Linked DNA regions of Homo sapiens: region 1 is linked to region 2. The links are chromatin contacts, found by Hi-C or POLR2A ChIA-PET in ENCODE. All regions are on one chromosome and are shown on one strand. Each heading gives the region's core, a stretch centred on a gene start or an enhancer-like site at or near the end of the contact. The rest is flanking DNA. Distances are from core to core; before and after follow the strand shown. Region 1 has its middle 8.4 kb from the start of GPR15. Region 2 has its middle 3.8 kb from the start of GABRR3.

Region 1 (5,454 bases), core at 1,665-4,164, 500 kb after region 2:
ATTATTATTAAAATTATCTGCCAACCTAGTAAAAGATGTTCATCAATTTGATATTATTCGGTGATTTTTCTTATTTGCTAATTAAATATATGTAATAATTAACTAGTTTTCTAACACTTCCATGTTAGAGAGAGTTAAACATCATCTATGAGTATCTCATGTTTGTCAACATTGATAGGAAATTTAGCATTTTTACTTGCTAGGTCCTATCAATTCTTTTTTTTTTTTTTTTTTTTTTTTGAGACGGAGTCTTGCTCTGTCGCCCAGGCTGGAGTGCAGTGGCGCGATCTCGGCTCCCTGCAAGCTCCGCCTCCCAGGTTCACGCCATTCTCCTGCCTCAGCCTCCCGAGCAGCTGGGGCTACAGGAGCCCGCCACCACGCCCGGCTAATTTTTTTTCGTATTTTTAGTAGAGACGGGGTTTCACCGTGTTAGCCAGGATGATCTCAATCTCCTGACCTTGTGATCCGCCCGCCTCGGCCTCCCAAAGTGCTGGGATTACAGGCTTGAGCCACCGCGCCCGGCCCTATCAATTCTGATTTAAAATATTTTATTTCTGTGTTTCTATTAGCTCAAAATAAAACAAAAAAGTGCTCCTGCCTAGCATATTTGTGACCTGTATACTATAAATGCACTCTTTTGTTTGCTCTTAATTATATACAAAACAGGAGATATAAACTACTATTGTGATGTTTATTCAGAAATTAAAATTTTATGCATCAAAAATTACATATGACTGGAGACTTTATTTTTAATTTAAAAAAATCTGTGGCAAAGTCTTCAGCAAGCAATACTGCTCTTTTCCTTACAGAGTATATATAGACCCTTTGTATTTCATAACCATCCATTGTAAAACCTTCACAAATCCCTAAATTTGCCAACTCCAATATAGCATATAATCTACTTCATACAAATTGAATAAAATGTAATGTTTTCAGAGCTATTGCAAAATGTATAAAAAGAAAAGTTGAAAGGAGATATCTATCCTAAGTGTTTGGCCTGACTCACTAGTTAAGTGACTCATTCCGCATCACCTCATAGGTCAGTGGTTTAAATGTCTGCTTTTTATGTCATACAACTGTGGAGTTTCAGTCAAAATCTCAAACATCAAACTGTGAATGCAAAATGTCTATCGTACACAATACACTATGACAACCATAAAAATTGTTAAATCTTTTTATTGTAACTGGTGGATTCTAAAACAGGCATATTGCAGTTACACATTCACAAAATATCTTTTTTCTCTTTTTTTTTTTTTTTTTTTTTTTTTGAGATGGAGTCTCACTCATTCTGTCATCCAGGTTGGAGTGCAGAGGCACGATCTTGACTCACTGCAACCTCCGCCTCCAGGATTCAAGTGATTCTCCTGCCTCAGCCTCCCGAGTAGCTGGATTACAGGCATGCGCCACTATGCTAGGCTCCTTTTTTTTTTTTTTTTTTTTTGGTATTTTTAGCAGATATGGAGTTTCACCATTTTGGCCAGGCTGGTCTCAAACTCCTGACCTCAAGTGATCCGCCCACCTTGGCCTCCCAAAGTTCTGGGATTACAGGCATGAGCCACTGCACCCAGCCTCTTTCTTTCTCTTATACACATACACAAACACACAAACATACTGTATACAGTTGCAGCTGAAAAGCATCTGTTGAATGTTGCTGTTAATATTCAGACTGAAGTACTTGAGATGAATTTAACTATTTTATCCACTAACAAAATACAGAATACAAGAAAGGAGAAAATAAAGCAAAGAAAAAGCATAGTAAATAAAGAACACAAAATAAAATGGCATATGTATGCATAAATATATCAGCAATTACAAAAAGCATATAAATGGATTGAAATTTCTACTAAAGAGTTGAACATGGCTGGACATAGTGGCTCAGGCCTGTAATCCCAGTACTTTGGGAGGCCGAGATGGGAGGATCACTCGAGGCTAAGAGTTTGAGACCAGCCTGGTCAACATAGTGAGACCCCATCTCTACGTAAAAAAAAAAAAAAAAAAAGTTGAGGCGGGGCGTGATGGCTCACGCCTATAATCCCAGCATTTTGGGAGGCCAAGGCAGGTGGATCACCTGAGGCCACGAGTTCCAGATCAGCCTGACCAACAAGGAGAAACCCCCTGTCTCTACTAAAAATACAAAATTAGCTGGGCATGGTGCCAAATGCCTGTAATCCCAGCTACTCGGGAGGCTGAGGCAGGAGAATTGCTTGAAGCCGGGAGGTGGAGGTTGCAGTGAGCTGAGATCACACCATCGCACTCCAGCCTGGGCAACAAGAGCGAAATTCCATCTCAAAAAAAAAAAAAAGGTTGAACAAATATATATATATATATATTTGTATTTGTTCACAATAAATATATATAGTGATATATGTATATCACTTTATTCGACTCTATAGGAGTTAAAAAGGTAGAAGCAGAACTTGTTTTTCATGGAGTTTAGAATCCACATAGTTGTTTATTTTTTTTAATCAAAGAATGAAATAGTGACACCCAAGAAGAGCCCGGTATATGCAATGAAAATTACAAGTCAAATAACTTTCCTTGGTCTTTTCCAATGTTTAGGAGAAGCCCATACTTAGTCCATATACAAGTCACTTATGTAATTGTCATTTTGATATGGTTATTTCCTAAACATTGTTACATTTCCTTAAAGTGTTCACATTAGCATCCTCAAATGAAAATGCTATCATTGTCTTTATAGATGTTAAGACTCTCGAGTCTTAAAAATCTTTAAGACTTTAAACGTATAGACTCATTATTTTAAACACAAGAACACATCTTGAACAGTATTAGGTTTAAATTTATTTCCAAATGACAAACTAAAAAAAAGTATGCAAAGCAAAGTAGATAACTTTACATGAACCTTGCCCAGCACAGTGATTTAATGAGATGCCCTTTCATTTGGCCTTGAGTTAGAGCAAAAGCAAAACTGACAACTCAGGTGGAGAAGTGGTAAATGAGAAACGAAACTTGGCCTGTGGTTTCATGTTTAAAGCAAAAATACAGATTCAGAGCACTTGAAGATAGATGAGAATGGCTACCTTATTTCTAATAAAAAAGATGTTTATGCAATTCAGACCTGACTTGTGTATGTTAATAGAAATAGCTTAAAAATCGGAAAATCAGTAAAGAATTGAGTAAAAGTCAATTCAGAACTGTATAACTTAGTCCTCAGGATTTCAAATCAATGTGTCTTTCCTATAATAATTCAAACATAGAAAAGAATACTGCCAAAAAGTTTGTAAATTTATATTTAGCATGATACATAATATTAAAAAAAACAAAATATGGTTTTACCTATTAAACTGACAAAGAGTGAAACATTAAATACTAAGGTTGACCAGGATTGGGTCTGCGGGTGTGAGGGAAGCTTATTGAGTGTAAATTGATTAAGCTTTGTAGAAAAAATTTAGAAACCTATATCAAAAGCAATTCCACTTCCAAGATTTTGCCCTAAAAAATCATTACGGCCAGGTGAAAAGACATATGCACATGTATTTTTATTGCAGCATTGTTCATAAAAGCAGGAAAGTGAAAACAATCCAAATGTCCAAATTGACTGAGTAAATTAAAATTCATGCACTTTCTTACAATGGAATACTATGCAGCCTTTAAAAATACTGTACCATATACTGAAGTGGAAAGACCTTAATAATAAATCCAATGAAATTAAGTGAAAAAAGCAGACTACAAAACTATATCTATAGGATGACCACATTATTTGTGACTATTTTATTCATATATGAATGCAAAAATACTGGAACCCTATACAGCAAAATGTTAACTTTGTGAAGTTACAAGTGATTTTTATATTTATTATTACTTGTATTTTCCAAAAAAAAATGCATTAATTTTGTAGTAATAAAAAAAGCTAAAATTTAGTTTAGGCTTTCAATGAAGTACCCAAGATAAAAATAGTAGCTAAATTTATTATAAAACATCATTTCTGAGTTGTAGGTCCTCTAGTTTTTCAATTACTGTGTTTCTGATCTGTGAGTATAATCCCTACATTGGCCTTGAGACCTCCCCTAGTAATCATCTGTTTCTTTCTAGGATGACCCGCTGTTTCCTTTACAAGTACCCAATTCCTTAAAAGCAACAGTTTTAGAACTGCTATGCATTTAAAATTTGAAAATGGTGATGAACATTTCAGCATGCAGGCAGGACCTTTATTCTCCCATAATGTCTCTTAGCACAGCAACTATTGCATCCTGCATAGTGACTCATCTGGTGCCATGTCTGTCCACCAGGTAGGAAGAGAGCTCCCTCCACCCTGGGGATGGGGGAAGAGAAGAAGCCACATCTTCATTTTTTGTAGCCATATGCTTGGCTTCTTCCATATCAAGCACTCATCATTGTTGAACTAAACTGAACATGCTAGAAAAATCTCACCATTGATTAAAATAAAAATGAAAAACATTTAAAATGTTAAATATTAAATTTTTATATTCATACTTTTGCTTGAATGTCTTTTGTTTATGATATGCTGTAACTATGAGGGACAGGGAGTCTATTACAGTCATCAGGAGCAATCTTGCCACTGTCCTTTAACTTTTTTGATCATTCCAGCTGTACTTGAGTAGAGAAATAACTGATGCAATATCCTTTACTTCAGCCCTTTCTTGGTGTAACATTGATTTTCTATTTAAATGGAAAACTTTTCTGAATTCAGGTCCAATATGCCTAGTATTGGACCAAAAATAGTGATTTCTAATCACTGTGTGATAGTCAGGAGTTCCACCGGCTATTGCCAGGGTATTATAAATCTTTCCACAAACTCCAAACCTATATTCCACATTAGATAATAAGTAACTTATGTGACTATGCACTTTTGAGAGAGACTGAGAGTGGGATTATGAAGTCAAACAATTGATCAGAAGATAACTTCTATAAAGGCTGTTGCTCTGTTTTGGCTCAGCCCCACTGCTCCAGAAGGTACACGCCATAAGCTTTGGCAATGCCCGTGTGGTATTTAGTCTGTAAGCATGAAGAATGCAAGAGCTGTGAGGCATGACTGCCTCCATTTAGGTTTCAAAGTGTAATGCCTGGTGGAGCTGTGGAAGTGTAGTGACCCCCAAGATTACAGAACTATAGGATACCAGTGTGAAACTCCAGCTTGGGACAGCTAAAGCATGGACTGAGCCCAGCAAAGTCATAGGGACAGGGCTGTCAGAGGCCTTGGGAGCCCAACTCCCACCTCAGTGTGCCCCGGATGCAGGACATGGAGCCAAAGGAGACTATTCTCTAAATTTAAGACTTAATGTTGCTTTCCCTGAAGGGTTTTGGACTTGCTTGGGACCAGTTACCCCTTCTTTCCTGCTTCTCTCTTTTGGAATGGAAATGTCTATTCTATGCCTATCTCACCATTGTGTCGGATCTCACCATTGTATCGTGGAAGTAGATTACTTGTTTTCATTTCACAGGCTCACAGCTGGAGAGTATTAGCCTCAAGATAAA
Region 2 (5,431 bases), core at 2,123-4,622:
GTTAATTCATTTTAACTGCTATATGGCACTTCAGTATGGATGCATAACATTGCATTTATTCGTATTTTTGTTGATGGGCATTGTTTCTTATTTTTCTATTATAAACAATCCTGCAATAAATTCTTATAAATATTTTCTTGTACACATGTGTAAGTGTTTCTTTAGGATAAATACCTAAAAGTAAAATGGCTAGGACAAATAATTTTCACACCTTCAAATTTACTAAGCACAATCATATTGCTCATCAAAGTGCTTGTACCAATTTACTTCCCCACTAGCAGTGAATGAGAGTTCTTATTTCTTAAAATATTTTTTAACATTGGTATTATCAGACTTTTAAATGTTAAGTAATTCAATCAGTATTGTAATTTTAATTTCTGTAATGTTTAGAAACGTTGAAGCATTTTCTTCAGGTATTTCGGAGCCAGTAAGCCTTCTTTGAAGAGCCAATGGAAGAAATGTAGGAAAAGTTGCCCATCTTAAGCTACTGTCACTTTGGTTGTTGGAAGACCGCACTGTGGTCAAAGTTTGTTTCAGTACATTCCACCTCAGTGCTCTTACGAGATCCAGGGCACCAACCCCTCGGCCCTAGCACTATCTATTACCTCGTCCCCTCTTCACTTAGTAAGCAACATCTACACTAACATTTCCCAAAGTATTTCTTGGCTACACTGAAGGCATTTTGTGAAAAATTGTTATGTACTAAATGAGTTTGGGAAACATTATACATTTTATTACTCTGTTAGGGGTCACACTCTTACCCCAGGGCCTTTGCACTGGTTGTCACCCTTGCCTGACATATTGTTCATCTGGATATCTATATGGCTAACTCCCTTAACAAATTCAAATGTATGCTAAAATGTCATCTATTGAATGAAGTATACCCTGACCACTCTTTTTAAAAATACCGTATTCTTTCTTTCCTCCTACAACCTGTGTTACCAATCTACCTTTCATCCTGCTTAGCATGTTTTATATAATTTACATTATGTTTATTGTTCATAATCTGTCTTATCCGGCTAGAATGTAAGCTCTGCAAGGAAGTGATCTTTGTTTTGTTCCCTGAGGCATCCCAAACACTTATAATTATCTTTGAAGTATAGTTGGTATTAGTAAATATTTCTTAAATAATGAATGAATATTAACACGTTCAAGGCTTCAGTTGAAAAAAAAAAAGCCTGCTTTGTTCTGCTGAATTCTGTGTCTCTCAAACTTATTTGATCTCAGATCCCATTTTAAAACAAAACAAGACAAAACAAAACAAAACAAAACAAAAGAAAACCACGATACTTACATTCTCCCAAAATAGTACTCCTCCATGACAGCCAGTTCTCATTCATAGGTAAATCAGTGAGATTCTCATTTATAGGCAAATTGGTGCTTTGCACATTCTCCTTACCAAAATTCTGTGTCCTATCATCTTGAGACAACCTTTGATGACTGCTAAACTTTTACGTTCGCAAAGAAATATTGGTAGCTGATAAAGAATAAGCAAGATTGAAGAGGAGACTTCACGAAGTGGTCTTTGATCTGAAGGAATGAAGCACTGGAATAGAAGATGTCCTCTTTACAGGACTCAGTGGAGCTATTTGGGGCACTTATTTTTCGGAAATATCTGTCAAGTCATATGCCTCCTCACTGTCACTTAAATTATGTTAGGATGCCCTGGTGTCTCCTTCTGCATCGCAGGGATGAATCATGATGAGAATCTGTCTGACCTCTTTACTGAATAATCTTTGCTAGACTATCTATATCGCTATAAACATTAAGGAAGAAATAAAAGCAGTTTGTTTTTTGATGATGAATTTTAAGTGGGAAATGGTCTGCATAAAAATAAAAATAAGGCAATGGCTTACACTAGAGAGAGTTGACTTACAGAAAGTCTAAGGGTTTTAGTTCAATTACAAGAAGGCATCTGCCTCTGTTGATGCTGAGTTAGCTCCTTAACCTTATTCCTTTAGAGCTTCCCTTTGCAAGCTCAGTAAGCTTCTTAAGAAAAAAAAAAAAAGCAGAAAAGCACATCTGTCAGAACTAGAAAGTGGTAACTACCAGGAAACAAAATGAATCACAGGGTCACTGGAGAATTTCGTAGTAGTTTAAGCTCTCCCTTGCATAAATTGTCTCCTGTTTACTCTTCTTCCACTCTGATGATGTCAGTCAGCCAGTTTTTATTTCTTTGGCAGCGACATAAAGAGAAAATTTGGAAAGGATGGCTGTGTCGCCAATCTTGGGGTATGTAGCCATTATTTTGCCTATAAAGAGAAAACAAAAGAAAAGCTAAGGTCTTATTTAGACTGGATCTGACAACAGCAACAACAACAAATTCCAAGCTTCTATAAATTTCCCACTGTGTCTGCAGGATGTCATCTAGGCAAAATATCTTGATTTGCAAATTGTAGAGTCATAAAATCTTAATAGGGAAAGACTTTTGGAAATCATTTAGACTACATTTAATGTCTCTCCTGCTCTCTTTTATGCAGAGGAAGCTAGGACTAGAGAGGTTAAGTGATCAACTAATTTAGTTTTCATATTTACAGTCATGTGCTGCACAACGACGTTTTGGTCAGTGATGGACCACATATATGACTGCAGTTCTCCAATAAGCTAAGGTTAATTTATTATTGAAGAAAGAAAAATATTTTGTATAAATTTAGTATAGCCTAAGTGTACAGTTGACAGTAGTGTACAGTCATGTCTTGGGCTTTCACACTCAGTCACCCAGAACAACTCACTAACTCACCCAGAACAACTTTCAGTCCTGTTAACTCCATTCATGGTAAGTGCCCTATACAATTCATCTTTTATACTGCATTTTAACTGAACCTTTTCTATTTTGTCTATGTTTATACATGTTTAGATACACAAATACGTACCATTGTGTTACAATTGCCTATAGTATTTGGTATAATAACGTGCTGTATAGGTTTGTGGCCTAGGAGTAATATCATATAGCATAGGTGTGCAGTAGGCTAGACCATAGAGTTTTGTGTAAGTATACTCTACAATGTTTGCACAATGAGGAAATCACCTAACAACGCATTTCTCTGAGTTTGTCCCCGTCATCAAATTGCGCGTAACTGTTTTGCTTTGATGCATTGGAAATATAACTGGCCATGCCTAGAGCAGCCAGTAGGGGGCATTTGCTATCCTTCCAAAAAACCCTGCTCTCACTCAGAAATCCTGTTTCCTCTCCAGTTCCCAGAATTACCAGATAACCAGTAGATCATCGTTTTTTCATACCCAGTAGACCATCGTCCCCCCCACGACCCTTGTTTCAGTCTCTTATCACATCCTTCCTGGCATACAGAATCAGCTGTGATACGAGTGAGGACACCTGAAGAATCTTGCTCTGTTTTACAGGCAAGAGGATGACACTAAAGCAAAGCAGTCTTCATCATCGTGTAATAGCGCAAGACCACCACTAGATGGAAGCATAGGATACACATTCTCATCCAAATTACTATTGTCTCGAATTTGCCTCCTTAGGAAAACTTTCTTATGTAGTATTGGTAAATGCAAATTATTCAGCACTTGTAGTGAATAATTTTCACTTACCAATACTGGCAGAATGAACTGAAAAGATTAATGATATAATACCAAATGATTCAGATAAAAAACCCACACACCCCGTTATTGAGGAAAATGCAATTATTTACCTCGAATAATTGACTAATGAGGTTTATTGGTTTCTCTGATTGAACACTAATTTATTTTTAAGATTTCACTTTTTACCTACACCTAAGAACAGCATTTTGTTTGTGGGAACGGTAAGAGACAGAGGTGAACATTGTAGAAAAATAAGCTTTCTATTAGAATGAAGTACCTGTTATGAGTAAAGTTTCTAAAGGGCACTAAATAAAACACTAGGGCACATGGCTCTGGGACTGGATATGGTACTTACTGCATGATTTTTAAAAAGTTTCTTAAACTTCCTGGACTTCAATTTCCTCTTCTGTATTCATTAAGCACATGTATGTAGGTGACTTTTGAGACCCCTGAGGAAGCAATAAAACACAGTGGTTAAGAAGAGACAATAGCGATAATCTTTATTGGGATATTTGGTGTCAGTTTTTGTGGGTACAAACATCTATTCTTCCATTTACTACTTGTCTGAACATTGAAAATGACCTAAGATTTTTTGTTGAGTCAGTTACTTTATATATAGTTAAGAGGAATAATACTAGGACCTATCTTTTAAGGTTAAAGTCAGAATTTATGAGACTGTATGTTTAGCACAATGTTTGATACATTGAAGATACCATAATTGACAAAATTAATATCAGCTATCAATCTCATGCATCTTTATTAATGTAGTATGATCTTCCAATGTTATGAATTTCATTAAGATTACCAATAAGGTCCCTGTTTTCCAGGATTGAGATTTTGAGTCATCTTTAATTACTCCCTTTCAAAATCTTTCTTCGTTTTTTGCTTCAGAGCTACTTTTGCATTTTCCTGCCCTTTGTATTTCCATTGCCACCTGACCTTTTTGTCTCTAATATTAATATATCTCCCTGGGCTCCAGTGCTGCCACTGCTATGCATGCACCTACTTTCTGGGCCCTGGTACCATTGAGAAATATGCCCATATTTCTCAGAGAAGACTCCATCTGTGGGAGAAATGGAGAACAGAAGGGCCCAAGAAACTATTGCTGCTGCCATGGACACCCACAAATTTTGCCATCAAGTGCCCCCATAGTATTTGCTGACACTGACCTCAGCTGATGCAGCTGTTAGAATTTCATACCAATGCACCACCTTAGAGTAGAAGCTGCTGCACCCCATCTGACCAGCACCCTTGTACCCATCTGTGGTGAAGATCTTTCCCAACTGAAGCCTATCTGTAAGGTCTGGAAGAGGTAACTCCTTGTTCAAATACACACACATCAAAGCAAGGCTACAAAGAACTGGAAAAATCAAGAAAACATGATAACACTAAAGGAATACAAAAAAATCCACTAATGAATCCCTAAGAAATGAAGATCTACAAATTTCCTGACAAAGAATTAAAAATAATTGTTTTAAACAAGCTCAGCAAGCTACAAAATAACAGATTGGTAACTTAGTGGAATCAGGAAAATAATATATGAAAAAAATGAGAAGTTGAACAAAGAGATGAAAATCATTAAAAAGAACCAAAGAGCAGTTCTGGAGCTAAAGAATACAATGAGTGGAATGAAAAATGCAAAAGAGGGTTTCAACAGCACACAGTTAAGCGGAAGAATCTGCAAATTCAAAGAGAGATCATTTAAAATTATCCAGTCAGAGAAGAAAAGAAAAAAATAATGAAAAAGGGTGAAGAAAGCCTATGGGATTTATGGAATACCATCAAGTAAACCAATAAATGCATTATGGAATTTTAAGGAAAACAGACAGAAAAAGGGAGCAGAAAGCTAATTTAAATAATAATGACTAAAACCTTCCTAATTTGG

The links. A loop is a pair of places that touch in the nucleus more often than their neighbours do. ChIA-PET counts read pairs that join two places held with the same protein, here RNA polymerase II (POLR2A). Pooled maps may share reads with other maps.
Region 1: a loop to region 2 is called in a pooled map, with 4 times the contacts of the local background. The contact joins two enhancer-like sites. A Hi-C loop is called at or near these places in 8 of 50 pooled maps. POLR2A ChIA-PET finds 5 or more read pairs at or near these places in 3 of 52 experiments (OCI-LY7, activated CD4-positive, alpha-beta memory T cell and activated naive CD4-positive, alpha-beta T cell).

Annotation. Positions count from the first base shown.
Region 1 is chr3:98,537,662-98,543,115 of GRCh38, forward strand. No RefSeq gene overlaps it. Among named protein-coding and RNA genes, the nearest start is that of GPR15, 8.4 kb to the left of the region's middle. Within about 2 kb of position 2,915, at least 3 of the 41 ENCODE cell types and tissues checked have a DNase peak (open chromatin) inside an H3K27ac peak, as active enhancers do.
Region 2 is chr3:98,036,364-98,041,794 of GRCh38, forward strand. No RefSeq gene overlaps it. Among named protein-coding and RNA genes, the nearest start is that of GABRR3, 3.8 kb to the left of the region's middle. RefSeq lists an enhancer at 2,982-3,276. Within about 2 kb of position 3,373, at least 4 of the 41 ENCODE cell types and tissues checked have a DNase peak (open chromatin) inside an H3K27ac peak, as active enhancers do.